Regions from separate parts of the Homo sapiens genome. Here region 1 is linked to region 2. Evidence: chromatin loops called from intact Hi-C (ENCODE). Cell type or tissue: pancreas. All regions are shown on one strand. Each heading gives the region's core, and the rest is flanking DNA. Links, peaks and the distances in the headings are about the cores only. Region 1 overlaps MEIOB (meiosis specific with OB-fold). Region 2 holds the start of HS3ST6 (heparan sulfate-glucosamine 3-sulfotransferase 6).

What was found. A loop is a pair of places that touch in the nucleus more often than their neighbours do. Peaks named below come from ENCODE experiments on the same cell type or tissue, not always from the same donor. Only the 100,000 strongest peaks of a DNase experiment are listed, where the experiment ranks them.
Region 1: it touches region 2 in a loop (4-fold over the local background); 100 of 110 quality-filtered maps call a loop at or near these places.

What each region holds. Positions count from the first base shown.
Region 1 is chr16:1,858,479-1,871,342 of GRCh38, reverse strand. It overlaps MEIOB (meiosis specific with OB-fold), which reads left to right. Exons shown (of 14, transcript NM_001163560.3): 2 at 3,159-3,236; 3 at 5,508-5,565; 4 at 9,227-9,358; 5 at 10,868-10,940. The coding sequence starts at 3,168. Among named protein-coding and RNA genes, the nearest start is that of MEIOB, 7.3 kb to the left of the region's middle. In pancreas, for the core only: a CTCF peak has its summit at 7,532 (motif pointing left); no DNase peak of the experiment used is centred there.
Region 2 is chr16:1,911,374-1,927,777 of GRCh38, reverse strand. It overlaps HS3ST6 (heparan sulfate-glucosamine 3-sulfotransferase 6), which reads left to right and starts at 9,363. Exons shown (of 2, transcript NM_001009606.4): 1 at 9,363-9,867; 2 at 15,573-16,303. The coding sequence starts at 9,455. The coding sequence ends at 16,188. RefSeq lists enhancers at 6,576-6,870, 7,019-7,582, 7,583-8,144, 8,145-8,708, 8,709-9,270 and 1 more. In pancreas, for the core only: no CTCF peak of the experiment used is centred there; DNase peaks (open chromatin) are centred at 6,757, 8,217, 8,397, 9,027 and 1 weaker place; H3K27me3 peaks cover 867 bases.

The DNA.
Region 1 (12,864 bases), core at 219-8,218, 52 kb after region 2:
GAGGCTGAGGCAGGAGAATGGCGTGAACCCGGGAGGCGGAGCTTGTAGTGAGCCGAGATTGCGCCACTGCGCTCCAGCCTGGGCGACAGAGCAAGACTCTGTCTCAAAAAACAAAACAAAACAAAATTGTAGGGTAAAAGAGACAGTAGTTGTTGAATGAAGTCATCTCTGAATTCTCAGATTGAGCTCTTTAGTTCATGTTAATTTTGTATCTGTTAAAGTGACCAGGTAGAGAAGCAAGTCATATTTTTTGTGGGCAGACACTAACGTCTATTACCATATACCTCTAACGGTAGCAGACAAATAAGGGAATTCAGAGAGATAATAGGATACCATGTCCCACCAAGAGATGCTAAGGGGTAAAAATGTGGAGAAATCCCTTGGTGTGTAGGTAGTTGTGTTTGTACAGAATATTCAGCCACTGAGTCAAATGTCTGACTCATCCTCTCGACTCACATGTCTGGCACTTTGGGCTGTAAATAAATATTAGTTGAATGGTTGAATGAGTGAATGAATTTGTCACAGTTCGGCAAGTGTTTTAGATAGTGACACTGCATTGTGAGCCACATCAGACCAGGCCAAAGAACGAATGAAAAACTTGACACAGCTTAATTCCCAAATGTTTCTTCTGGCACTGAAAGGCCTTGAATACAAAAACTGGTACATTGGATAATATTGACAAGCAGGGCCATCATTGACTGTGAGCCTGTGAACATCGAGGCATCTTGTATACACTGTTTCTACTTTTCACTGCCAGGTGGATGTTATCCACAATTTAAGGATGAGGAAATTAATGTTTAGTAATGTTAAAACACACGACTACAAACTAGTGGTGTTGCAATTCAAAATCATATTTGACTAACTCCACAGGCTGCCTGAAATTCAGGTGTCATGAGACACGTCCTTGAACTGGAGCGGGTGGGTGTGGGCATTCCCAGAGTTAAAGAGGCCCTGGATTATAAAGTGAAGTCAATCTGTTTGGTGTAGCTTACAATTTTTCTACAATAGAACCTTTTAGAGTGATGATGTTGAGGGACAAACCACCATTTCGTTCATCTGATATTTATGGTTTTCAGTTATGAAATACATACATAAAAATACGTAAGATGCCACCTCTGCCCTCATGTAGTTTTACTATGTAGAGGTGTGTTTAAAATCAATAATTTTCCCGGGCTGGGCTCAGTGGCTCACGCCTGTAATCCCAGCACTTTGGGAGGCTGATGCGGGTGGATCATCAGGTCAGGAGATCGAGACCATCCTGGCTAACACAGTGAAACCCCATCTCTACTAAAAATACAAAAAAATTAGCTGGGTGAGGTGACACATGCCTGTAGTCCCAGCTACTCGGGAGGCTGAGGCAGGAGAATCGCTTGAACCTGGGAGGTAGAGGTTGCAGTGAGCTGAGATCGTGCCACTGCACTCCATCCTGGGCGACAGAGCGAGACTCCGTCTCAAAAAAAAAAAAATCACTACCTTTCCCTTCACACAGTATAATCAAATGCTCAATATGAGGTGTTTACGTAGATTTTTGCTGTATTTTTTGAGGTAAGCTTGATGCTAATATATATTTAAATCCTTAAATGTCCCACTGAGGCCGGGCGTGGTGGCTCATGCCTGTAATCCCAGCACTTTGGGAGGCCGAGGTGGGCGGATCACGAGGTCAGGAGATGGAGACCATCCTGGCTAACACGGTGAAACCCCGTCTCTACTAAAAATGCAAAAACAAAATTAGCCAGGCGTGGTGGCAGGTGCCTGTAATCCCAGCTACTCGGGAGGCTGAGGTGGGAGAATGGCGTGAACCCAGGAGGTGGAGCTTGCAGTGAGCTGAGATTGCACCACTGCACTCCAGCCTAGGCAACAGAGTGAAACTCCATCTCAAAAAAAAAATGTCCTATTGAATCATCTTGCATGTAAAACTCTAAATTTGGCTGGGCTTGGTGGCTCACGCCTGTAATCCAGCACTTTGGGGGCGGCCGGATCACTTGAGATCAGGAGTTCAAGACCAGCCTGGCCAACATGGTGAAACCTCGTCTCTACTAAAAATACAAAAATTGGCTGGGCATGGTGGCAGGCGCCTGTAATCCCAGCTATTTGGGAGGCTGAGGCAGAAGAATCGCTTGAGCCTGGGAGGCGGATGTTGTGGTGAACTGAGATTGTGCCACTGCACTCCACCCTGGGGCACAGAGTGAGACTGATGTCTCAAAAAAAGAAAAAAAGTTAAAACAAAATTAAAAAATAAAATAAAACTAAATTTACATGGTGCTCAAAAACTACTAAATTTTACATGGTTTTAGAAATGAAAGTTAAAAATTGAAACCTATAATAGCTATATCATTCAAAATTATAAAAGGACATTCTGAACATGTTTTTTATAGGTTTAATCGATATTAATTTACATTTTACCATTATAATAAAAATTTTCCAAAGCAGTAAACTATCCAGTGCTTTCCTAAATAATATTTTATTTTATTTTATTTATTTATTCTTTGAGATGGAGTGTCGCTCTGTCATCCAGGCTGGAGTGCAGTGGTGCCATCTCAGCTCACTGCAAGCTCCGCCTCCCGGGTTCACGCCATTCTCCTGCCTCAGCCTCCCGAGTAGCTGGGCCTACAGGTGCCTGCCACCAAGCCCAGCTAATTTTTTGTATTTTTAGTAGAGACGGGGTTTCAGCATGTTAGCCGGGATGGTCTCGATCTCCTGACCCTGTGATCCGCCCTCCTCGGCCTCCAAAAGTGCTGGGATAATAGGCATGAGCCACCGCACCTGGCCAATAATATTTTATTTTATTTTATTTTATTTTGTTTTATTTATTTTTGAGACAGAGTCTCGCTCTGTTGCCCAGGCTGGAGTGCAGTAGTGCGATCTCGGCTCAGTGCAACCTCTGCCTCCCAGGTTCAAGCACTTCTTCCTGCCTCAGCCTCCTGAGTAGCTGGGATTACTGGTGCCCGCTACCACGTGAGGTTTCGCCATGATGGCCAGGCTGGTCTTGAACTCCTGACCTCAGGTGATCCATCCACTTCAGCCTCCCAAAGTGCTGGGATTACAGGTATGAGCCACCATGTCCGGCCCTAAATAAGATTTTAAACTCTTGGAATTTTTTAAATGATTTATTTCATTTATTCAATTTATATATCTAAATTATATTTTCTAAAATGCAGATTAAAAAAATGGCAAACTCCTTTGCAGCGAGGATTTTCACTACCCTTTCAGATCTGCAGACAAATATGGCTAATCTGGTAGGTTTCAATAATGTGGTGATTTGCTTACTGATGACATTTTATGTGATAACATTACATCAATGTTATTGATTCATTCAACACATGCTTTTATAATTGGCAAGTATATAGATACTCATTGCATTGGTATAATTGTTAGATATTAAGTATACCTAAATTTCTTTGTATTTATGCCACCTAGATGAAAATTAATCTTTGTGTGTAGAGTAGAAGATATGATTGTAGATTTGACTAGTAATTGTTCAAAATGATCAATAGATGTATTATTTTACTTAATATTTTATAAAGTGAAAAATTTAATAAATGCTCAAATTTAGCATTGTAAAATTAAACCAGGCCAGGCACAGTGGCTCATGTCTGTAATCCCAGCACTTTGGGAGGCTGAGGCAGCTGGATCACCTGAGGTTGGGAGTTTGAGACCAGCCTGATCAACATGGAGAAACCCCATCTCTACTAAAAATACAAAATTAGCTGGGTGTGGTGGCTCATGCCTGTAATCCCAGGTACTCAGGAGGCTGAGGCAGGAGAATCGCTTGAAGCCAGAAGGCGGTCTCAGTGAGCCGAGATCGCACCATTGCACTCCAGCCTGGGCAACAAGAGCAAAACTCTTCTGAAAAAAAAAAAAAAAAAAAAAAAAAAAAAAATTAAACCATTTTGTTCAGCAGTAGCAATTTTCTGACCAAATTATCCAATTTATGGTCTAAGTACTTGACATTATGCTGCTTTTATGATATAGGTTTATAACATGTGTGTTTTCTACAATGATGATGTGAAAATTGACTCTTTGAGTAGGAGTTATAGGGGAATTCAATGATTTTGAACACATCTCGACTGTTACTTACTTAAAAGAAAACTAAGTGGAATCATCTTATAAGTTAAAGAACTTATTGTAAAGCAGCTACCACACACCCTTACCTTCCCTGCCCCTGAGCACTCTGCTATTTATATTTTGCTTTTGCAAACTAGATTTCTTACAATGGGATACATTTACATATAACTTTAATAATTTAAAATTTTAAAATATTAAAAAATAACAATTGTTGTTATAGTTTTTCTTGAAAGGTAAACTATTTGCTAATAATGGTCTCTTCAGATAGAAAGTTTTACTCAACATTTCCATTAATTGGATTTTCCAACAAAATTCAGTGAGATCTGCAAGTATAAGGAATTGAAGAAATAATATCAATGTGTCTAAATAAGCAATAAAGCTAGCTAATAGCTCAGCTAGAATGTAGGAGTCTTAAAAGCCTGATTGTAATTTAAATGTCAAGATTATTGTAAGGTTAAAATCAGTTGCTGCAATTAGCAAAATAAGTTTAGTTTTTTTCCTTTCAGAAAAGGTATTCATTTTTATTTTTTATTATTTTTTTTTTATTTTTATTTTTTGCGATGGAGTCCTGCTCTGTTGCCCAGGCTGAAGTGCAATAGTGGGATCTAAGCTCACTGCAACCTGTGCCTCTGGGTTCAAGCGATTCTCCTGCCTCAGCCTCGCGAGTAGCTGGGATTACAGGCACCCACCACCACACCTGGCTAATTTTTTGTATTTTTAGTAGAGATGGAGTTTCACCATGTTGGTCAGACTGGTCTCAAACTCATGACCTCAGGTGACCCACCCGCCTCAGCCTCCCAGAGTGCTGGGATTACACGTGTGAGCCAACACACCCGGCCCATTTTTATTTCTTAAAACACATTTAAAATTTTTCTTCAGTAGTCACTAAAGAGAACATTAAACATTTTGAGGAGATGTTAATATCTCTAAGTTTTAAGATCTAGGACTTTAGAATTTAGATTTATTAGCAGCAAAATATAAGTTTTGTTACAGTCTAATTTATATTACTGTCCAGCATGTTTGGATTAAGAAGCTAAGTGATTTTATGTGGATTGTTAGAAAACCCTATATAAAGGAAAGCTTTGAAGACTGTGGCAAATTAAATTGCATTATACATGTGCTTTGGATGAATTCAGTAAGGATTGATAGCATAGGGCAGTTATTATGCTCCATCTGGTGATTGAAAATAAAGTAGAAATATGCTAAGTATTAAATGATTATATTTGTAATAGTAGTTAACTTTTGGATTACTTTATACTATTCCTTGTGGAATTGAACATTTATGAACTTCTTTTAGATGTTTGCCTGGAATAAATACATTTAAATGGTTCCTAGTCAGAAATGTTTGTTAGAGCCAGTAAAGTATAACAAGCCCATGAAATTAAATTTATCAAGTACATCTGTGTTTAATATTGGTCTTCTGTGACCTTTTTGTTTTTCAGAAAGTTATCGGTATAGTTATTGGGAAAACAGATGTCAAAGGCTTTCCAGACAGAAAAAGCTGAGTTCTGTTTAACTCTTGGTTTCATTTTTCATCAACTTTGGCTTATGACTACAACAAAGTATATTGAAGTGATTAATTTTTCTATGCCTGTTTAACTCCTTAAGAGCAATGGTCATGCTCTCTATTGGATGGTCAAGTACCTGATTCAAGGCTTTCTCTCTCCCTCCCTCCCACATTCTCTCTCTCTCTCTATATATATGTATACATACACACATATGTGTATATATGTTTATGTGTATACACACACGTGTGTATGTGTGTGCATGTGTATGTGTGTGTATGTGTGTACACGTGTGTGTATATATGTATATTTGAGTACATGTGTTCTCTCTTTTTTTTTTTGAGATGGAGGCTCGCTCTGTCACTCAGGCTGGAGTGCAATGGCACGATCTCGACTCACTGCAACCTCTGCCTCCTGGGTTCAATCGATTCTCCTGCTTCAACCTCCCGAGTAGCTGGAATTACAGGCACATGCCATCATGCCCAGCTAATTTTTGTATTTTTAGTAGAGATGGGGTTTCACCATTTTGGCCAGGCTGGTCTTGAACTCCTGACCTCAAGTGATCTCCCTGCCTCGGCCTCCCAAAGTGCTGGAATTACAGGTGTGAGCCACCATGCCCAGCCCCTGGTTGATTTAAAAAAAACAAAAATTTGTAGAGACAGAGTCTTGCTCTGTTGCCCAGGCTGGTCTCAAACTCCTGGGCTCAAGTGATCATCCCACCTCATCCTCCTAGAGTGATCAGATTACAGGCATGATGCTTTTATCTTTAAGGTAAATAACCAAGCTGTCATCTGGTACCCATATCATTTGTGCCTGCACTTTATTTCATCTTAACTAATTAGATCAGAAATACTAAATAAATAGTTTGAGGAAGTCTATATCTCCTTTTACCAAATTTCAGAAGGCATCACTTAAAATGTGTGAATTAGAAAAAAGTAGTTATTAAAATACTTGCTAAAATTATAAAAATGAAATACACGGTTTTTTGCCAGGCACAGTGGTCACGCCTGTAATCCCAGCAGTTTGGGAGGCTGAGGTGGGCGGATCACCTGAGGTCAGGAGTTTGGGACCAGCCTAACCAACATGTAGAAACCCCCTCTCTACTAAAAATACAAAATTAGTCAGGCATGGTGGCAGGCGCTTGTATTCCCAGCTACTCGGGAGGCTGAGGCAGGAGAATCGCTTGAACCTGGGAGGCGCAGGTTGCAGTGAGCCAAGATCACGCCATTGCACTCCAGCCTGGGCAGCAAGAGTGAAACTCTGTCTCAAAAAAAAAAAAAAAAAAGAAAAGAAAAAGAAATTCACAGTTTTTCACCTATCAGACTGTGAGGGAAGGAGAAAAACTTCTGTGTTGTTTGACTTCTTTTTATGATGACATCTGTGGTATTCCTTTTTTGGAAGAAGTATGCTTACTGACTTAAAACATTGTACATATAACATTATATTTGTATCAAAAATTCCAGCAGTACCAAAGGTCACAGATTTGAAAAGTGAAATTCCCCTTTCAGCTCCTCACTCTTGCCATCCTAGTCCTCTCCCCAGAGGTAAACACTAATAGACAGTTCAGAATATGTCTATAATTTACATGTATGTTGAGTTATATTACTTTTTTTAAAAATTTGAGATAGGGTCTTGCTCTGTCACTCAGCCTGGAGTGCAGCAATGTGAATACAGCTCACTGCAGCCTCAACCCTGGGCTCAAGTGGTCTTCCTGCCTCAGCCTCGCATGTAGCCCAGACAGGTCCATGCTACTATGCCTGAATAATTTTTGGAGTTTTTGTAGAGACAGAGGGTCTCACTTTGTTGCCCAGTCTCGAACTCCTTGGCTGAAGCAATCTTACCCCCTTGGCCTCCCAAGGTGCCGGGATTATAGGCAGGAGCAACTGCGCCCAGCCAGGTTGTAATTTTTAATTAGCAAAACCAATATGAAATTTCTATTTTGGAAAAAAAGTATTTGCTGACCCCTAGTGGTCCTCATTAAGTAGCACATAATTTGTTTTGAAATAACTTATTTTAATTATTTTTAAAATTTATTTTTTTTTTTTTTGAGACAGGGTCTCACTCTGTTCTTCCCCACCTCTACTAAAAAACCTTGTCTCATCAGGCACGGTGGCTCATGCCAGCACTTTGGGAGGCTGAGGCAGGCAGATCACGAGGTCAGGAGTTCGAGACCAGCATGGCCAACATGGTGAAACCCCGTCTCTACTAAAAGTACAAAATTAGCCAGGCATGGTGGCAGGCGCCTGTAGTCCCAGCTACTTGGGAGGGTGAGGCAGGAGAATTGCTTGAACCCAGGAGGCAGAGGTTGCTGTGAGCTGAGATCGCGCCATTGCACTCCAGCCTGGGTAACAAGAGCGAAACTCCGTCTCAAAAACAAACAAAAACGAAACCCGTTTTTACTAAAAAAAAAACAAAAAACAAAAATTAGCCTGGCATGGTGGTGTGCGTCTGTAGCCCCAGCTGCTCAGGAGGCTGAGTCCCAGCTGCTGGGAGGCAGGGGTTGCAGTGAGCCGAGAGATCGCGTCACTGAACTCCAGCCTGGGTGTACATTTCATGAACACCCTGAACTCATTCTTCCCAGGCTGGAGTGCAGTGGTGCATTCAAAGCTCACCGCACACTTAAACTGGGCTCAAGCAACCTTTCCTCCTCAGCCTCCCAAGTAGCTGAGACTAAAGATGAGTGCCACCACTAATTTTAAAATTTTCTGTAGAGATGGTGTCCTTCTATGTTGCCCAGGCTGGTTTTGAACTCCAGGCCTCAAGTGATTCTCCTACCTCACCTCCCAAAGTCCTGGGATCACAGGGGTAAGCTGTTGTGCCTGGCCAATTTTTATTTTTATTTTATTATTATTTATTTATTTATTTTTGAGACAAGAGTTTTTCTCTTGTCACCCAGGCTGGATCTCGGCTCACTGCAACCTCCGCCTCCTGGGTTCAAGCGATTCTCCTGCCTCAGCCTCCCGAGTAGCTGGGATTACAGGCGCCCACCACCACGCCTGGCTAAGTTTTGTATTTTTAGCAGAGACAGGGTTTCACCATGTTGGCCAGACTGGTCTTGAACTAACCTCAGGTGATCCACCCGCCTCGGGCTCCCAAAGTGTTAGGATTACAGGCGTGAGCCATTGCGCCCGGCCTATTTTTACTTTTATTTTTGGGACGGGGTCTTGCTCTGTTGCCCAGGCTGGAGAGCAGTGGGGCAATCACAGTTCGCTGAAGCCTTGAACTTTTGGGCTTAAGCAGTCATTCTGCTTCATCCTCCTAAGTAGCTGGGACTGAAATAACTATTTAGATCTGAATTATGACTTAGGTTGAAACAACAGTAAGAGAGAAAAGGAGAACCTAAGGTAATACCTGGATGGCTCAAGTTTACATGTTTTTCCCTCCAAATACACAGATCACCAGGGAAGGGAGCAAGGGGGCAACCTGTTACCACTTCAGCTTGAAATTCATAGAAGCATGTTATAGAATATACATCTGAAAGAACATTTTGTACTATGTATTTGAGTATTTTTATTATCATAATCAATAGTTATTTGATTAAACAAATAATCATTTGTTTATAATTGAAATGAAACTTTTCATGTAACACTTATCAAAAGGCAGAGAAGCGATTGAAACTCTTCATTTGAAAAATAAAAGCATTGGTTTTCCCTTAGATATTGGATCAGAAAGGTACACTTTCAGCTTCACCATTCGGGATTCACCAGCACATTTTGTAAATGCAGCTTCCTGGGGCAATGAAGATTACATCAAGTCTCTTTCTGACAGCTTTAGGGTTGGTGACTGTGGTAAGTTGGCATTGATTCTTAAACTTTTTCCATCATAGTGTTATTCCTGTGGTATGTTTATGGTAACTATACTGAAGGAGTTGAAATGAGACACAGTTCGTAATTCTCAAGAACTTTATCAGAAAAAGTCAAGTGTTAAGAGTATAATGCAGTGGGGCACGGTGGCTCATGCCTGTAATCCCAACACTTTGGGAGGCTGAGGTGGGTGGATTGCGTGAGTTCAGGAGTTCGAGACCAGCCTGAGCAACATGGCAAGACCCCATTTCTACAAAAAATTAGCTGGGTGTGGTGGCGTGGGCCTGTAGTACCAGCTACTAAGGAGGCTGAAGCAGGAGGGTGGCTTGAGCCCTGGAGGTGGAGGTTGCAGCGAGCCAACATCGTACCTCTGCACTCCAGCCTGAGTCACAGAGTAAGACCCTGTCTCAAAAAAAAAAAAAAAAAAAAAAAAAGACTGCAATGCGAGGCATTCAGAATGTTATTTGAAGCATACAAATGTGATAGTTATATTTTTACTAAATAACCTTACTGTCTTTGGTTTATTACATATTTCAATTTGCACCAACCCATTTTATTGTTATAATTGGTTATCTTTCTATAGACATATAATACAGCCACTGAATATATTTTGATAAAAGTTGACATTTGACCACTGAATAGATTTTGATAAAAACTGATATTTAAATTGTTAATGGGATTTTAAGGAACTTTACTTTTAGTTGAAATACCAAATCTTTTACATCTACTCACCCCAGTATCTCTTTGACAGAACAGCCTCATATAGTAGGAAGAACAGGAGACTTTGAAAACACAGAGGTCTAGATTCAAATCCCAGTTCCAACATTGACTTACATCATGGCTTTGAGAAAATTTCTTAATCTTGTTGGGTCTCAACTATGAAATAATACCTCATTAGGTTCTTGTAAATATTAAATGAGATGGTGTACCTAGTATAACGTGTGGAACTTAGTCACTCAACAGATAACTTTTATGAGCCCTAGCCTCATAAAAGGAACAAGAAAGCATGTATACTAGTTCTTCACGATAGAAAAAGAGAAAAGAGTAATGCAGGTAATGAAAACACTCCTCTTTAATACTGTGGTCTCAAGCAGCTGACTCCCCATACCGGTTATTTAGAACCTAATCATATATTGCCTTGTATTGTTAACTTTCAGGACAATGTATGGTATCTCTCTAGTTGAATAATAGGGTCATTGAACATATGGACTATGAAGGCAGAAAGCTTCACAAACTTCATAGGGCCCAGTATAGCTATAGACATCCCTTGAATAAATGCTGGAATATTAGTTACATATGGAGATAAAGATTTCAATTTTGACATCTCAGTATCAAAATATGTTATATGTTGATGATGGAGAAGATGAATGAGGTGAGGAATTTTTAAAGCCTAGAGTCGATGATGATCATAAATTAAACAGGATGTTATTTAGGATGTTAGTGTTTATCTTGTTACTGTTTTGTAATATCATCATACTTTGCCCTCTGTTTTAGTGATAATTGAAAATCCTCTGATCCAAAGAAAGGAAATAGAAAGAGAAGAAAAATTCAGCCCTGCAACTCCTAGGTAAGCATCTGTCTAGCACAGAGATTGTGCGAGAATGATCATTACTAATAATGTTGTATCAGATTAGCAGAGATCTTACTAAAAGTGTTCTGTTTCTATTTCAATAAAAATGAGGAGTTTAATTTTCTCTTACAAAATTCATCTTTGATTATGACATAATTTACTTTGATACAGAGTCACATGATAAATGGCTTTGGTTTTAGTACTTTGATTCTCATTCTTAGATTTACAAAAATTTGACTTTGTCATGTTAAAACTGAATGAGGAGAAAAGATAAACTTTGGAAATTACATCTGTCTTTTTTCATGTCAAGGTATCCTTCTACTCACAGGCTTACCATCTTAGGGCAGATTCCTTCGAAGCAGAGCTTGAGAGGAGGACTCTTGTGGGAGTGGTTGGTTGAGGGTGAGCTCTCAGGGGAACCCTGCGAGGATAGACCAGGAAGCAGCTGAGCAGAGAAGTGGGTTCACCTGGAGCCTCAGCAGGAGCCGGGAGGGAGCTCTGGAGTGGGAGTGGCCCCTTAGAGCAGTGCCCTGGCTGTAGTCCATCCACTCCCCAAACCCGCAGGATGGGGCGGGGCATCAGCTCAAAGGCGGGTCTGGCAGTTCTGGAGAGAAGGGTGTAGCTGTGCCCTGTACCAGCCTGTAAAGGGCTCTTGGTGGGCACAGCAGTCTACAGCATTTACACTCGCATCAACTGTGACCCGTTCCCACCTTCTTTTCTGACCTCATCTTATGCCAGACTCTCAAGCCTCATTTCTCTGTAGCCACAGTGAATTTCTTTATATTTCATGAACACCGTGAACTCATTCTGCACTAAGAACGTTTGTATTTCCTTTTATTTTTATTTTTTATTTTTTACTGAGACAGAGTCCCACTCTGTTGCCCAGGCTGGAGTGCAGTGGCACGATCTCGGCTCACTGTAACCTCTAACTCCTGGGTTCAAACCATTCTCCCACCTCAGCCTCCCAAGTAGCTGTGATTACAGGCACACGCCCCACACCCAGCTAATTTTTGTATTTTTAGTAGAGGCGGGGTTTTGCTATGTTGGCCAGGCTGGTGTCGAACTCCTGACCTCAAGTGATCCGCCCGCCTCGGCCTCCCAAAGGGCTGGGATTACAGGCGTGAGCCACCGCGCCTGGCCAAACTTTTGTATTTTCTATTCTCTCTCTGCATAGAACTTTCTCCCATCTGTTTGACTATTTGCTTCTTTGGGTTATTGACTCACAGCTTAAATGTCATCTTCTTCAACCTTCCCCATCTACTCTGTTTGTGGTAGCGCTAATGGTCAATTACTGGGATTTTGCCCTGGCTTTTGTCAGCATAACCCAAGTCACCGTCTGAGATTGTTTGATTCATTGTTCTTGGGTCTCCCCCTCACATATGTGAGCCTCATGAGATCAAAGGTCTTGTCTGCCTTCTTCACCACCATATCCCTTGTGCCTAGCATAGGGTCTGGTATATAACAGATTCTCAGTATTCATGGAAGTGATGGATGGATGGTTAGATGGAGAGAATATTCTTGGTAGAGGGAAGAAACAGGAAACCTCCTGTCTTTTCCAGAACAGTTAATATTAGTTTGAGCCATATGAAACTGCTGATGTTTTACTATTTTTCATCTAGAAATACCAATTTCATAATGTAATAGTCTGATACGGCTGGAATGCAGGGCACGGGCAGGAGGAGAAGCTTAAGGTGGAAGCAGAGATATTTTACAGACAGCTTTGCTTTCATACTGAGTTATTTCCTTTGTGACTGGTAGCCACAATGATGGTCTTTGAGCTGGGAAATAATATTTTCATATTTGTGGTTTAGGAAGATCACTTTGCTTATGGAGGATGGACTGTAGGGGAATGAAGCTTAGTTAGGATAGCAAGGCAGTGGCTTGGGAGAGAAGTGATGAGGTAGGTAAGTGAGGCCGAGCA
Region 2 (16,404 bases), core at 4,207-12,206:
GATGGAGTCTTGCTCTTTTGCCCAGGCTGGAGTACAGTGGCACAATCTCGGCTCACTGCAACCTGTGCCTCCCCCGGGTTCAAGTGATTCTTCTGCCTCAGCATCTCGAGTAGCTGGGACTACAGGCATGCACCACTACATCCAGCTAATTTTTTTTTTTTTGTATTTTTATCAGAGATGGGGTTCGCCATGTTGACCAGGCTGGTCTTGAACTCCTGACCTTAGGTGATCCGCCTGCCTCAGCCTCCCAAAGTACTGGGATTACAGGCATGAGCCTCCACACTCAGCCCCAAATATATTTTAAGTGTCTCCTTTTCTCTATCACCAATGCCACCTCCCCAGCCCAAGGCTCAGTCATTCCTCACCTTCAGTACTGTGATAACCTGGTTTAGAACCTAGTTGATTCGGGCCAGGCGCAGTAGTTCGGTCTCCCAAAGTGCTGGGATTACAGGCGTGAGCCACCATGTCTGGCCCTCATTCTGTTTCTTAAATGCTGAGCCCTCGGGGTGCTGCGTACGGCAGCAGCAGATGAAGAAATGTTCACCCACTCACACCACCTGCTCCGTACTCCCCTTCAGGGTTGCACAATCTTGGGAGGGGTGCCAGATGTGTACCCCACATCTACATGGATGTGTTGGCGGTCTGGGGAATGCAGGGTCCTCAAGCCACCTATCACCCTCTCCAGGGCCTGGGCACTAAGGCTGTGGTTAACAGAGCTTGGGGTAAGAAGCCCTGGGAAGAAGGTTGGTGGGGCTTCAGTGACAGAGGGCCAGGAGGCGGCTGGGGAGGGGCTCAGGGTTACCTGTGGATAAGCTTTCTCCACTTCCAACCCCTCACGGCCCTCCACTCCCTGTCTCCTTGTAAAACCTTGGAGGTTATTCATGGTTCAGCCCCTGACTTCCTGTCTTACCGAGTTTCATCTCCAGGACATTTATAAGCTACTCTTGGCTTCGAAGGGTTTGGTGGCTGCAATGCAGGAGAGGGGAGGAGAGGGTGGCCAGAACCAGGTGGGCTGGGTGCCAGGACCCCTGGGGTCTGCTTCCAGCCATGGACTAGGCCTGCTGGCCCTGGGCTTCCCCTTCCACCTCAACTCCATGGCCTTTTTGGTCTCGAAGTCTCTCTCGGAGTATGATTCTTTGCTGGGCCCCAGAACTCCAAGCCGGGGAGCCCCTGGTGTGTATCCAGGTCTAAGGCGAGGGAGGGCAACTGGAGTCAGAGAGAGGACAGCAGTGACCAGCCTGGGAGATGAGGGATGGAGTCCTGGCTCTCGGCCAGAGGGGTGGGGGGAGGGGGAGGGGTTGACTTTGAAGGCTGTGAAGCCTAAGAGGGGCGAGGCAGGGGTGGGGGTTGGGAAGAGGAATTTAGAGCTCTCGGCCTGACTGCAGGTTCTGAGTCCTCCTGAGCGTTGAACCGAGTAAGACAGGCCACATGCCTGTCTGGTCCACTGCGGGGGTGAGGTGCTGCCCCCGGAAGTAGGGCAAATGGAGGTGCCCTTGCTGGGGATCCTGTCTGCTGGCCAGGGGGGACTAACTCTTCAAAAGGGGCTTACAGGCAGGCGCGCACGGTGGCTCGTGCCTGTAATCCCAGCACTTTGGGAGGCCGAGGCAGACGGATCACCTGAGGTCATGAGATCGAGACCATCCTGGCCAACATGGTGAAACCCCATCTCTACTAAAAATACAAAAAATTAGCTGGACATGGTGGCACATGCCTGTAATCCCAGCTACTCGGGAGGCTGAGGCAGGAGATTCACTTGAACCTGGAAGGCGGAGGTTGCAGTGAGCCGAGATCGCGCCATTGCACTCAAGCCTGGGCAACAGAGCGAGACTCCCTCTCAAAAACAAACAAACAAACAAAAAACAGAAGGGGGCTTACAGGCTCCAAAAGTGGTGTGGGGTGTCACTTGGGGCTTTCCACACTGTGTGAAGGTGCCTGGGGCCTGGCTGCAGGCCTCTGAACCCCCCTCCACCTGTGCCCACGTGCACACTCACAGAAGATGTGTACACTCACCAGGGTCCACAGACAGGCACACAGAGTCCCATCTCCTGTGCAGCGCATGGGACTCCTGGGCCTGTGTCCAGTCCCCTTGCTCCTGACGAACATGCTCCTGGTGGCCTTCCAGTCCATGGAGACCATCGACAGGGCTGGACAGACCTGGCCACAGAGGACTCTCTTGGGGTTGATTGAACGCTGCTCTGCCCTCCCCACAGGGCTGGGAGACTTCCATGCCCAAAGGCCTGGCTTAGGGCTATGAAACTGGAGGAGGTGGGGCTGGGGGAGGGCAAGGAGAGCCCTGTTTCTGTGGGACCCTCCTCTTGTCCTGTTCAGATCCACCCTGGAGATAGAGGCACAAATGGGACTACCAGCCTGGAAGAAGGATTGCTACATTGTTTTTTGTTTTGTTTTTTTGGAGACAGTGTCTAGCTCTGTCACCCAGGCTGGAGTGCAATGGTGCAATCTTGGCTTATTGCAACCTCTGCCTCCCAGGTTCAAGCGATTCTCCTGCCTCAGCCTCCCAAGGGGCTGGGATTACATGCACGAGCCACTGTGCCCAGCTAATTTTTGTATTTTTAGTAGAGACGGGGTTTCGCCATGTTGGCCAGGTTGGTCTTGAACTCTCGACCTCAGATGATCACCCGCCTCAGCCTCCCAAAGTACTGGGATTACAGGTGTGAGCCACTGTGCCCGGCCTGATTGCTACATTTTTATAAATTGAACTGGCCAGGCTGGTGGGCAAGAGGCAGTTTGCAGGGCCCAGTTATTCATGGAGGTTGGGGGAGGGAACAGGAAAGAGTAGCAAATCGCCTTCTCTCTGTGCTGATTCCTCCAGGAAGACCCAAGGGAGAGGATTGAGGGTGGCTGGAAGCAGGCTGGGGCCACCCCTCTGCAGGAGAGGATTCTGGCTCCTCTGGCAAACCCTGCAACCCCAGGCAGGCTCCCAGCAGGCAGGGGACTGAAGACAGTGGGGAAGCGTCCTTCCCGATGCTGGGAATCTGGTCTGCCTTGGCAAATCCTGGGAAGCCCCACAACCCTTCTCTGTCACAGTGTCCCTGGGTCACCAGGAACAAGATCCAGGGTTCGGCAAGCCAGGCTTGCTTGCCACCGTGAGGCCAGTGATGCCTTTGTGCTCCAGCCTTGTCTGCAGGGAAGACGGAATTATGAGATAGGTCCTCAGTTTCCCCAGCGCGGGAGCAGCCTCCGAGCACCCCTTCTGTGGCCCCTGCCGCACGTTCTCTGGGTCCTTGTCGTAAAGAACATTCACCAAGCACTTAGGAGCTGGGTACAAAGGGAGGTGGGGGTGAGTGTCAACTTTGTTTAATACAGTAGGGAAGTGAGGATCACAGGCCTGGACTCCTGCTAAGGTCACCCGCTAGGAGGGGGCAGAGCTGGCTGGTTTTTTTTGAGATTGGGTCTTGCTCTGTGGCCCAAGCTGGAGTGCAGTGGTGCAATTATAGTTCACTGCAGCCTTGACCTCCTGGGCTCAAGAGTTCCTCCCACCTCAGCCTCCTGAGTAGCTGGGACCGCGGGTGTGCACCACCATGCCTGGCCAATTAAAATAGTTTTTTTTCTTTAGAGATGAGATCTCCCTATGTTGCCCAAGCAGGTGTCAAACTCCTGGGCTCAAGTAATCCTTCTACCTCAGCTTCCCAAAGTGCTGGAATTACAAGCGTGAGCCACCACGCCCGGCCACAGTGCTGGCCTTGAATCAGCCTTGAAGGTCCCTACAGCCTTTGCTGTTACCGTTGCCCCATCCTAGCAAGGGGCTCCTGCCCCGCCTCGGTCCCCACCAGGGTGAACTGGGAACAGCGGGCCCTCGGGGAGGGTAGGATGGGGGACTGGCCTCTCTGAGGGGCCCCTCCCTGGGAGGGAACCACATCCTTTATGAGCTCGGGCAAATCAGGCATCTGAAGTGGAAAAACCCCACACAAATCAAGGACAGCTGGGCCCGCCCTCTGGCGGCAGCCCCCTCCGCTTGCTCCCCTCGCAGGAATCCTGGCAGGAGGCACGGAGCGGGGCAGAGCCAGTCTCAGGGATGAAGGGTGTGGTTCTCAGGGAGGGAGTTCCTGGAGCTCCTCCTGGCTGTGTGAAATCTACCCTAGCTGTCTTCGGCGGAGGGCGGGGCCGCTAATCACTTTCCAGAGTGGGGCCGCGGTCCTGCCCTCGCTTGTGAGGGCCCAGGCTGGGGCTGCCCACCCCGGGGAGGGGACAGACTGGGAAAGAGGTGGAGAGGGGTGTCAGGGAGGGACACACACAGACACACACACACAGTCACTTAGTTGCTCAACAAACATGAGCTGTCATCCTGGTCAGGCGTGGAGCCACAAAAGGGATCAAGACTGACCCCGTCTCTGCCCTTGTAGAGATCATGGGTAGGTGGAGACAGGGATCAAAATCACCCACAAAGAAATAGTTACAGACTGTGAAGGGGGCACAAATGTAGCCAGGACGCTGGTTGAGGATCTGACGCCGGGCAGGGCATTCCTCCTAGCACGGCCTTGCTCCCCAGGACTCCCCACCTCTTCCCCTCTCCATCCCCTCCTGCCCTGGCCCTCCTTGTCACCTCTCCAAGGGACAACGTTTACTGGGCCCAGCAGCTGGGGCAGCACAGCCCATCTCCCCTCCCAGATCCTCTCCTCCCAGCCACTACATCAGGCCGACCATCCACATGTTCGTCAGCTGGAGGGTGGACAGACCATCTGCCTGGCTGTCTGGCTTATACAGGGGTCAAGATGAGCTCGGGCAGTGTGGACCCTCAAAACCCCTGGGGCCTTGGGAGATCCGGCTAGGCAGAAGGAACTTGTTGATGTCTGTTTCTTGGCGGAGGAGGACATTCAGACAGAGAGCAGGAGGCGAGGGACCCTCTCAGGGTGCAGGGACAGCCCACACCCTTTGTCCCTACAGTCTGGTTGCTCAGGTGTCCTGGGGCAGAGGGAAGGAAGTTTGTGTGTGAGGAGCATGGAGAAGAAGTTCCTGAAATTATCAGATTTAACCTTCATAAGGCACTCAACACAGAGTTACCATATGATTGAGCAATTTCACTCCTAGGTATATTCCCTAGAGACATGAAACGTATGTCCACTCAAAACCGTATACCTGAATGTTCATGGCAGCGTTATTCATAAGAACCCCGCAGTGGAAACAACCTAGATGTCCATCAACGAATGAGGGAATCAACAAAAGGTGGTCCATCCATACGATGGAGTATTACTCAGTCAGGAAGAGGAAGGAGGTACTGGCACATGCCACAGTGTTGATGAACCTGGAGAACATGCTGAGTAAGAGACCCAGACACAAAAGGACGAACATTGTATGATTCTCTTTTTTTTTTTTCATTTTAGAGATGGTGTCTCACTCTGTCTCCCAGGCTGGAGTGGAATGGTGCAATTTCAGCTTCACTGCAACCTCTGCCTCCCGGGTTCAAGGGTTTCTTGTGCCTCAGCCTCCCGAGTAGCTGGGACTACAGGCGTGCACCACCACACCTGGCTAATTTATTATTATTATTATTTGAGATGGAGTTTTGCTGTTGTTGCCCAGGCTGGAGTGCAATCGCGCGATCTCGGCTCACCACAACCTCTGCCTCCCGGGTTCAAGCCATTCTCCTTCCTCAGCCTCCCAAGTAGCTGAGATTACAGGCATGCACCACCACACCCAGCTAATTTTTTGTATTTTTAGTAGAGACAGGGTTTCTTCATGTTGGTCAGGCTGGTCTCGAACTCTCAACCTCAGGTGATCTGCCCACCTCGGCCTCCCAAAGTGCTGGGATTACAAGTGTAAGCCATGGCGCCTGGCCCACACCTGGCTAATTTATGTATTTTTGGTAGAGACAGGGTTTCACCATGTTGGCCAGGCTGGTCTCGAACTCCTGACCTCAAGTGATCCACCTGCCTTGGCCTCCCAAAATGCTGGGATTACAGGCATGAGCCACTGTGACTGGCCATATTTCTTTCTTTCTTTCTTTCTGTTTTAGAGATGGGCTCTCACTCTGTCGCCCAGGCTGGAATGCAGTGGTATGATCATGGCTCACTGCAGCCTCGTACTCCTGGGCTCAAGCGATCCTCCCACCTCAGCCTCCTGAGTAAGCTAGGACTATAGGTGCATACCATCACGCTTGGCAAATTTTGAAATTTTTTGTAGAGACTGGTACTCCCTATGTTGCCCAGGCTGGTTTTGAATTCCCCGCCTCAAGTGAACCTCCTGCCTCAGACTTCCAAAGTGCTGGGACTACTGGTGTGCGCCACTGTGCCTGGCTAAATTTAAAATATTTTGTACAGACGGGGTTCTCGCTTTGTTGCCCAGGTTGGTCTTGAACTCCTGGCTTCAAGCAATGATTCTCTTTTTGTGAAATGTCCAGAATAGGCAAACCCATAGAGACAGAAAGTAGATTCGTGGTTGCCAGGGGCTGTGGGAAGGGGAGAAGAGGGCGTCATTGCTAATGGACACAGGATTTCTTTTTGGGGTGATAGAAATGTTCTAAAATTGATTGTGATTGCACGACTATGAATATACTGAAAACCATTGATTTGCATGCGACAAATGGCTGGATTGAGTGGTGTGTGAATTACATCACAATAAAGCTGTTACTCTTCAGAGACTCATGCGAGTCATGACTGAGGTCTTCATTTTACAAAGGAGGGTCTGGTGGCTCAGAGTTGGTGGGAGCCTGAGGAGGAGGCGGGGCTGGACCAGCCTCAGGCCAGACTCTAAGCCCCGCCCCTGTTCCCGCAGGGCCTTAAGCTCCACCCCATCCTCTACTGCCCGGGCTCTCTGCTGCTGAGCCTTCACCCACACGGTTCCTTGGCCTGGAATGCTGTTCTCCTCGTCTTCACCTGGCCGTCACCTCCAGAAAGCCTTCCCGACCTCTCCTCCCACGTATACCCTTCCACTGAGCGACATTAATGGAATGTCCACTGCGTGCCAGGCTCTGTTAGGTGCTGGGGATCCACTGGTGAATGAACAGCCCCAGTGCTGCCATCCTGGGCGCCCCGAGGTGTGTAGCCACCGTCAGCCGAGTGCCTGATGGAGGGAGGGGTCAGCTTCCAGGAGAACCCTCCGAGCCGACTCCTGGTCCCTGCATCTCTCTCTCCCTGTCCCCAGTCCATTCCACATCCTGCTGTTCTGCGTTCTGGTCAATTCCTCCTGGAAAGTCCTTCTGCCCTCAGCGGGGACTAAGGATAAAGCATCCAGCAGAGAGACGGCAGCGGAAAGGCCAGGAGATGGAAATGACCATGCTGGGCTGGGCAGGGGGCTGGAGGAGCCATCACGGAACCAGTGCTGGAATTTCAAGTCCTGAGTAGGGACTGCTGAGACCGTGGGGATGGCTGAGACTGTGGGGACGGCTGAGACCGTGGGGATGGCTGAGACCGTGGGGACTGCTGAACCTGTGGGGACTCCTGAGACCGTGGGAACAGCTGAGACCGTGGGGACTCAGACCGTGGGGACGGCTGAGACCGTGGGGACTCCTGAGACCGTGGGGATGGCTGAGACCGTGGGGGCTCCTGAGACCGTGGGGACTGCTGAGACCGTGGGGACTCCTGAGACCGTGGGGATGGCTGAGACCGTGGGGGCTCCTGAGACCGTGGGGACTGCTGAGACCGTGGGGACGGCTGAGACCGTGGGGACTCCTGAGACCCTGGGGACGGCTGAGACCATGGGGACGGCTGAGACCGTGGGGACTCCTGAGACCCTGGGGACAGCTGAGACCATGGGGATGCTGAGACCGTGGGGACTCCTGAGACCGTGAGGACTCCTGAGACCGTGGGGACTGCTGAGACTGTGGGGTGGATGCTGCAGGGTGGGACCCCAGCCCCCACCCCGAGCCAGCCCGTTGGGAACAATACCGTTTCAAGCTAGACCAGAAGAAGAATTTCCTGTGACCCAGCATAAGCCAGCATGCTCTCCTCGCATTGTGCCCGCTGCCTGCCCACGGGGCTCCTGCAGAGGCTTGCCCAGATGAGCAGGTGCAGCCCGCATGTCTGGAGCCGGGGCTGGGGGACTGGTCAGTGGTCTTCACCCCGTCAGCCCCGTGTGGCCCCCTCTGGCCAGGGCTGCTGCTGGGTAGGAGCTCCGGAATGTCTGTGGGTCGTGGAGGCCTTCGGCCCCTTGAGGCAGCCCGGCTGCTGGGACTTGTCCAGATGCCATCAGGGCTGGAACGGCTCATTAACGCAGCAGAGCCCAGGACAGGGGCCGCAAGCCCTTGGCTGGGAAGAGGCTGGGCCTCTGCCGGGAGCCTGTGCCGTGCCTGCCTGGCGCCAGCCCTGTGGCCAGGAAGGCTGGGGCAGAGGTGGAGAGAGGACCCGGGTCTCATACCACCTTTGCCTTCGGATGGGGCAAGTTGCTCGCCCTCTCTGAGCCCGGCTCGCCTCCCCTGCCTTCCCTGCAGGCTGCTGCTGGGCGTTGGGGATGTGAAGTTCCCGCAGTGTCTAGCGGCCCCCGCAGGTCCCACCCGAGAGGCCCCTGAATCTCACGCCCCTCAGAGGCAGCCCCTGGGGGAGGTCCTGGGCTCCTTCTCTTCCCCAGCACAGGGGTCCCTGAGTCCTTTGTACTCCAGTGGGGTCCACTTTGCCAGCTTCCGAAATGCATCACTGATGTCTCTGGGCAGTGCCAGGTGGACCAAGGCTGGGCAGATGGGGTGACTTAGTAGACAGAGTATGTCTCAGGCCTGAATTCAGTTCACCACTGGGCCCCTGGGAGGGAAACCTATTTTCTCTGAGCCTGTCCCCTCCATTCTAAAACAGTAACCAGAGGTGACTTGACCTCTCAGCGGCCAGGCTGTGACCCGATGTGTGACTGTCAGCTGGGAGTGCAGGACGCACGCCATTCCCGGCCGCAGACTCCCCCCACACGTTCTGGGATCCCTCTCTGCACACTAGGGTGCTGTCCCGGCCTCTTTCTCCCTTGGCAGGCCGAGTGCCCGGATCGACGCTTTTCCTGGGTCCCCTTGGCCTGGCGATGAGGCTCCCGCTCCTGCAGGCCAAGGCTTGGCCTATGCACCTGCCGCGCACGTCCCGGAGTGGGGTGGGGGGGGAAGGGGATCGGTCTTCAAACAGAGGGTCCCGAGGCCCGCGCGCCGCCCTGTCCCTGCCCTGCGTCCCGAACGGCCACCGCCGCCGCATCCTCCCCGCGCAGAGGTGAAGATGCCGGAGTCAAGCGAGCCAGGGCCTGGGATCTCGGAGCAGGAGCGTCCTGGTGGTCCCGGCAGCTCGAGTCGCGCCCGGGTGGTGGCGGCTGCCGGCGGGTCCAGCCCAGGCAGTGGCCTCGGAGGCGGAGTGGGCGGGGGAGGGGGAGGGGGGAGGGCGTCCAGACCCCGCCCCCGGTCCCGCCCCGCGCCCGCTCCCAGGCTGCGGGACCGCCGGGCGCAGAGCACAAGCCGGGCACCCACGGACTGAGCGGCGCGCGGGCCGAGATGCGCGCCCGCCTGCTGCCCCCGCTCCCGGGCCTGGAGCGGCGCGACCCCATGGCAGGTAGCGGCGGCCTGGGCGGCGGGGCCGGGGGCGGCCAGGGCGCAGGGGCCGGGCAAGGGGCCGCTCTGCGGGCGTCCCGCGCGCCGATGCTGCTCGTGGCCCTGGTGCTCGGCGCCTACTGCCTCTGCGCCCTCCCCGGCCGCTGCCCGCCGGCCGCCCGCGCCCCCGCGCCGGCCCCCGCGCCCTCCGAGCCGTCCAGCTCCGTCCACCGCCCGGGAGCACCCGGCCTGCCTTTGGCCAGCGGTCCCGGCCGCCGGCGCTTCCCGCAAGCGCTCATCGTTGGCGTGAAGAAGGGCGGCACGCGCGCCCTGCTGGAGTTTCTGCGGCTGCACCCCGACGTCCGCGCGCTGGGCTCTGAGCCCCACTTCTTCGACAGGTGCTACGAGCGCGGCCTCGCCTGGTACCGGTGAGCACCCTGGCCCGTCCGCCCTGACCGGCGCCTTCCTGGGGAGGGTATCGTGCGCCCCAGGGAGCAGCGGCACGATATCCTGCCTCCCAGGGAGCAGGGGTGCGCTCCGGGCAGTGGGGTTGGGACCGCCCTGTGGGGGCCCCAGGCTTGACCTGGGGTCCCGGCTCCGGAAGAAGGAATGATACTTGGCTAGGATTCCCTGAAACTTTGAAAACTGTGGGGAAAGCCCCGGTTCCGTTCTCTCTGCTGAGGGACCCAGCAGGACTGGGGGAGGCGGTGGCTTCCCAGCCCAGAGGTCGTTTCCAGCCCGTGGGATTACCTGGCAGCGTCAGAAATGCCTCTGCCGCCCGCTCACTCTGGGCACTCAGGTGTGACCGACCGCTGGCCAGGTACTGTAGAAAGGGGCCTCCAGGTTCCAGGCAGCCACCTAGAAAGCGTCCTTCCTCCCCAAGACCCCCGAGTCTGCGCACAGGAACCCTTGTTGGTGGTCCTGGGAGTCCGGAGAAAGTCTGGGCTTTGGAAAGGAGGAGACTGCCTTTAGGTGAGTGCCCAGGGTGAGTCCAGCCCCGTGCATGGGGCTCTGTGGCTGTCCTGCCTCTACCCAGGATGGACGTGGGGGTGCGGCAGCCTCAGCTGAAGCAGCCCGCGCTGGTGGCTGCTCATCCCCAAGCTTGGACCCAGCGCCTGCAGAGAGGACCCTGCCCAAGGCCAGTTGGGGAGTCAGTGGGGGTGGCAGGACCCAGACGCTTCTCCAGGTGCTCCAGTTTCTCCGTTCCCGATCCTCTGATCCTCTTCCTTCCCTGACGCCTACCCCTATTTGTTAACTTTGCCTTTTGTACTAAAACTACTCTTGGGTTTGGAGGGCAGGCAGGAAGGGGCTCCGTGAGAATAGGGTGGCTCGCTTCTGAGATCTGAAGGGCTGGTGCCAGTGTGGGGTGCTGGGGAAGTCAGGTGGTGGCTAGGGGACATGGAGTCCATCCCGGGGCTCACCTGGCTGAATTGGGCATCCTCAGCTCAGGCTCCAGGGAGAGACCTCACTCCCCTGACGGCAGGCAGGGGTCAGAATGCATCCCTAATCCCTGCTGCAGGGAGGAGGGTAGGAGGGGCTACCAAGCTAGAAGCTGGGGAGGAGGGGAGTGGCGAGACGGGGGAGGAGGGGAGAGGCGGGAGGGGGAAGGGGAGAAAGGGCTTTGGGTTAAGGATGCACAGTTAACTGGAGTAAACACTTCAGAGCCACCCCTGAGCCCCATGAGCTTTGACAGCAAGAGACTGGGGGTGGGATCTGAGCTGGGCCGTGAGGAGCCACAGGGGAAGCTAGGGTTGGGTTTAGCCCTAAAGGGTTCTGGAAGAGCCCAGGCTCCTGAGGCCAGTCCAGGCCCGCCCTGGGCATGTGTCCAGCGCTGGGGGATCAGTTTGGGGAGGATGAGAGGCAGCCAAGGCCAGGCCCAACTTGGGAGTCAGCTCCTTAGCCTGGGGGTGGGGTTCCGGGGACACTGACGTGCCCAGGGTTGGAGGGGGGTACAGGAGAGTGACTGCTCTGGTAGATTCTTGACGTCCTCATTTTTTAGAAGGGGGAGGGGTGGGTGTGGAGAATTCCAAGGGGTCAGTCCCGTGGCTTCTGCCTCATTAATCTGGTATTGTCCCTTGGACCAACTGTGCTGACCCCTCACTGGGCGGTGCAGAGCCAGTAGAGCTGGGCCTGCTGAGCTTCCGCATTGCAAGTGTCCTCATGCTCTCCGAGGGGCCGTGGCCACGTGGGGCTGGTGTGCTCCTAGGTGCCTGTGCCTCCGTCCTTTCAGCCTGCTAGGAGCCTGCAATGAGCCTCTGAAAGTTCTCACCCTGTCTCAGTTTCCCCAACTGCAAGGCAGCATTGTCTGCTCTTGAGACCCTGGACTGGGCCCCCAGTGCCTGCAAGCTCTGTTCTGGGTGCCGACGCGGGGAGGCGAGCAGAGTAACCAGGGCCCCCAGTTGAGTCTCCGGGCCACGGCTCCCACTGGGCTGTGACCGACCTAGTTCCAGGCGGTGACCCGGCCTTCCTGTGGCCTCGGCAGTTGGGTCCTGGATTGACTTTGGCCATAGGCCCTCCTTCCCTCCTCTCCACCGTCAGTCAGCTCATCCAGGCTCTTGAGGGGCCTCCCACTTGGGGACTGTAGCCCACTAGTGCCCCCGAGCTCAGCACATGCTCAGCCGTTCCCCCACTAGTGAAGCACCTGTGTCTGCCAGGTGTGGGGGTCACGCAGACTCCCCAAGGTCTCGATCTGGGAAGGGTGCCCTGTCTGGGGGCAAATGGGGGCTGTACTTTGACCATCATCTTTTAGAAAAGCAAGAGGAGGGTGGGGCACAGTGGCTCACGCCTGTAATCCCAGCCCTTTGGGAGGCTGAGGTGGGCAGATTACCTGAGGTCAGGAGTTTGAGACCAGCCTGACTAACATGGTGAAACCCCATCTCTACTAAAAATACAAAAATTAGCCAGGCGTGGTGATGGGTGCCTGTATTCCCAGCTACTTGGGAGGCTGAGGCAGGAGAATCGCTTGAACCCGGGAGGCAGAGGTTGTAGTGAGCTGAGATTGTGCCACTGCACTCCAGCCTGGGCGACAAGAGTCAGCTGGAGTGCAGCTCTGTCTCAAAAACAAACAAAACAAAAGAAAAGCAAGAGGAGGCAAGGAGCGGGGTGGGTAGGGGAACCCCTTAGTTCCTGGTTTGCAAGAGCAGTGGGTGCAGGGAGTGGGGTCTGAGTATGTAGTGGGGAAGAACCCGGTCTCCTGTGGGGGATGCAGTCCCCCTGCACTTTCTGGCTTTGGCATCTGCCAGGCCCTTTTGGCATCTGCGAGTCCCAGGCCTGAGGTGTGGGGCAGGAGGAGGGAGGCTGAGATGGAGGAGGGAGGGTCGCCCAGGGCTGGATGAAAGCCGCAGGGAAATGCACACCAGATGAGGTGGGCTCCACAAGGAGGGGGGCAGTCCTCAGAGCAACTTGTCAGATGTTTGTCACACGGGGGTCCAGTCCTGCTCCTCTCCCTCCTCCCCCGTCTCTCCCACCCTCATCCACACCTGGGCTAGGATAGGCTTCGGATGCCTGGGGAGGGAAAGTAATTGATCCCAAAGATCTCCGATCTCTGAGCTGGTTTGTGCAAGAGGGGGCCTCGAAAGCCCTTGCCGCCTGTCTGTGTTCCCACTCCCCTTCCACGGCAGGGGGTCCGGGAACCCCATCCCCCTACGGAGCTCCCTCTGACTCTTTGGAGAGAAGGCCTGGCAGGGTGAACTTTCCTGTTTTGGTGCTGGTCCCTCCAGCAGGCAGGAAGAGGAGGATATTCAGAGTCACTGGTGTGCCATCTGGGAAAGGAAAGGGGTGGGCTCCTGGTCTCGCTTGGTGCCTGGGGTCAGTATGCCCGAGACGGGAGGGAAGGGCCTGGGGCTTCCTTCCTGGCCGAGGGGAAAAGCAGGCAGTGACTTCTCATGAGGCCTGGGGTCTTTCCCCTCCCAGCACTGGCCTGGTTTCTCTCTATGGGCATCGTCAGCGAGGTCCCGTGGTGGGGGGTGGTGCCTCCCCTTCTTGACCTCTCTCAGGGACGGGGGTGCCCCTGAGCTGCCAGGCCTCAGACCTTGGTACCGCCACCACCCAAGGCCTCTGTGTTTGTCCCTGGGACGCTGGGTGCGGCTCCCACGCGGGTTCCAGCTGCAGGAGGTGGGGCGGGGAGTGCAGGGGCTCTGGGACTGACACCACCCTTCCAGGTGGGCTGGAAGGAGGCAGCCCTCCAGGGTGGGAAGAGGGAGGGCTGAGCCCCACGCTCATCCCCAGCACCCCTGCCCCTCCCAGTCTCCCTGTGGCTGCTTCTGAAGTGGCAGTGGGTGGGTGGAGGGAGTCCCAGCTCCCTCTGTCACCAAGACGGAGGAGGACTTGTCCGGTATCGTCTGTAGGCCAGCTCTGCCCAGGGCCTGGTTCTGCGGGGTGGGAAGGCTCCCGTGCCGCCCACCCCTACTCTGCACCGCTCATGGTGGGTGTTGTGGGGGAAGCCTGGATTCTCTCCCGCTGCCTCACACATCCTCCCTCCCACCTCCAGCGCTCTCCACCGAGCACCCCACTGCAGGGGTCTGTGCAGCTGCCTCTGGCCCAGCCTGCGTTTCCCTGGGGGTCTGAGCAGGAAAAGGGGACTCAGAACCTGCCTCCCAAGGGCTCAAGTCTGGGGCGGTCACTCCTGGCAGGTCAGCCTCCTGGCAGGGGCCGGTCCTGGGGCTGTCAGCAGGGGTGGGGGAAGCCCCCTCAGAGGGCAGGAGTCAGGGCTGGGCGTGACTGGCAAGGCATCCCCTCCCTAACACAGTCCCTGTGTTTCTATCGACCTAGTTCCCAGCCCTCCCCAGCTCTCCCTCCGAGCTGTTTGCTCAGCTGACCTACCACGCCCTGCCCTGCCCAACCTCACCCTGCACTACCTGGCTGGCAGGTGCTGCCCGGGGCACTGCTGGGGGTGCCTGGGCCTGCCCGGGCTGGGCACCCAGAATGGGCTCTCTGCCCAGGTGGGACAGTCCTGGGCTGTGGTCGGCTGATTCCCCCGGGACCTTGGGACTGGGTCAGTGCCCTCCTCTCCTGTGTCAGAATGAGGAGAATCTCAGAAAGGCCCCCTCCCTGGCCTGGCACCCTGGCAACCTGCAAGATCTAGGGGGCCACAGCGGCCCAGGGTCTTGGGAAGGATCCTCCGGCCGGCGCCGCCACGTCTCCGACTTTCCTCACATGTGCTGGGCTCTGCTGGTAACTTTTTGGCCTGCTGAGTCCAGGCCCAGGCTGATGAGAATTCACAGGGCTACAGTTAAAGACGGGGAGAGAGGCCAGCCGCAGTGGCTCACGTCTGTAATCCCAGCACTTTGGGAGGCTGAGGCAGGCGGATCACCTGAGGTCAGGAGTTCGAGACCAGCCTGGCCAACATGGCGAAACCCCGTCTCTACTAAAAATACAAAAATTAGCTGGGTGTGGTGGCGGGCACCTGTAATCCCAGCTACTCCGGGGGCTGAGGCAGGAAAATCGCTTGAACCCGGGAGGCAGAGGTTGCAGTGAGCCGAGATTGCACCACTACACTCCAGCCTGGGTGACAGAGCAAGACTCCGTCTCAAAAAATAAATAAAGATGGGAAGAGATGTAATTACATCAGGGGAGGGAGGGAGCAGGGAGGACTACTTTTGGTTGAGGACACACTGTCAATAATTGGTGAAGGGCTGATTTAGGGGATGCTGTCAGCCACTGAGTGAACGGGTGACCTCAAGTGATCTAGGCGGGCGGGCCTCGGGGTACTTGGTCTGGGATGAGAAAGGAGCTGGGGGCAGCCTAGTTCCAGGAAAGTGTGGGTCCGGTGGGAGGGAGCTGGCTCTGGAAGCGAGGACGGCAGGGATTGCACAGGGAAGATATGTGGGTGGTGAGGAGCATTTGGGCCTCCCGACCAGCGACCGTCACCCTAATCCTCAGTGCAGCAGCAGGCGGGGCAGGCCGGCGGAACAGGCCGGGCTGCAGGCAGGTGCCGGGCTGGGCACCCTCACAGTCCATGTTCCAGGCTGCCCAGCCGCGCACGCTAGCAGGGGTGGGCCCGAGCAGGGAGGAAGACTTGCTCGCCCTGGAGGCCTGGGCTTCCCGGGCATAAGGGGGCCTTGGTCCCGGGCCCCTGGGGGCCGGTCTAGGGCTGGGGAGGCTCAGGCCCCCTCTCCTTGCACCCGTCCCGCAGGAGTCTGATGCCCCGAACCCTGGATGGGCAGATCACCATGGAGAAGACCCCCAGCTACTTCGTGACGCGAGAGGCCCCCCGCCGCATCCACGCCATGTCCCCGGACACGAAGCTGATCGTGGTGGTGCGGAACCCCGTGACCCGGGCCATCTCCGACTACGCCCAGACGCTCTCCAAGACCCCGGGCCTGCCCAGCTTCCGCGCCCTGGCCTTCCGCCACGGCCTGGGCCCCGTGGACACAGCCTGGAGCGCCGTCCGCATCGGCCTGTACGCCCAGCACCTGGACCACTGGCTGCGCTACTTCCCCCTGTCCCACTTCCTGTTCGTCAGCGGGGAGCGTCTGGTCAGCGACCCGGCCGGAGAGGTCGGCCGCGTGCAGGACTTCCTGGGCCTGAAACGGGTCGTCACGGACAAGCACTTCTACTTCAACGCCACCAAGGGCTTCCCCTGCCTCAAGAAGGCCCAGGGCGGCAGCCGTCCCCGCTGCCTGGGCAAGTCCAAGGGCCGGCCACACCCACGCGTGCCCCAGGCCCTGGTCCGGCGCCTGCAGGAGTTCTACCGGCCCTTCAACCGCAGGTTCTACCAGATGACGGGCCAGGACTTCGGCTGGGGCTGAGCGGCACCCTGGGGATGCTCAGCACCTTGATTGACACCCGCTCGCCTGGCCAGAGCGGGCTGCGTGCACATGCTGGGCAGAGAGGAATATTTAAGAAATAAAGCTTGGACCCAGATTTTTCCACAAACCTCGAGGTTGGAGGGTGGAGGCGCTGTCCCCAGGGATGTGGTAACCATATCAGCGAACTCCACTGGGCACTGACTGTGTGCCTCGTGT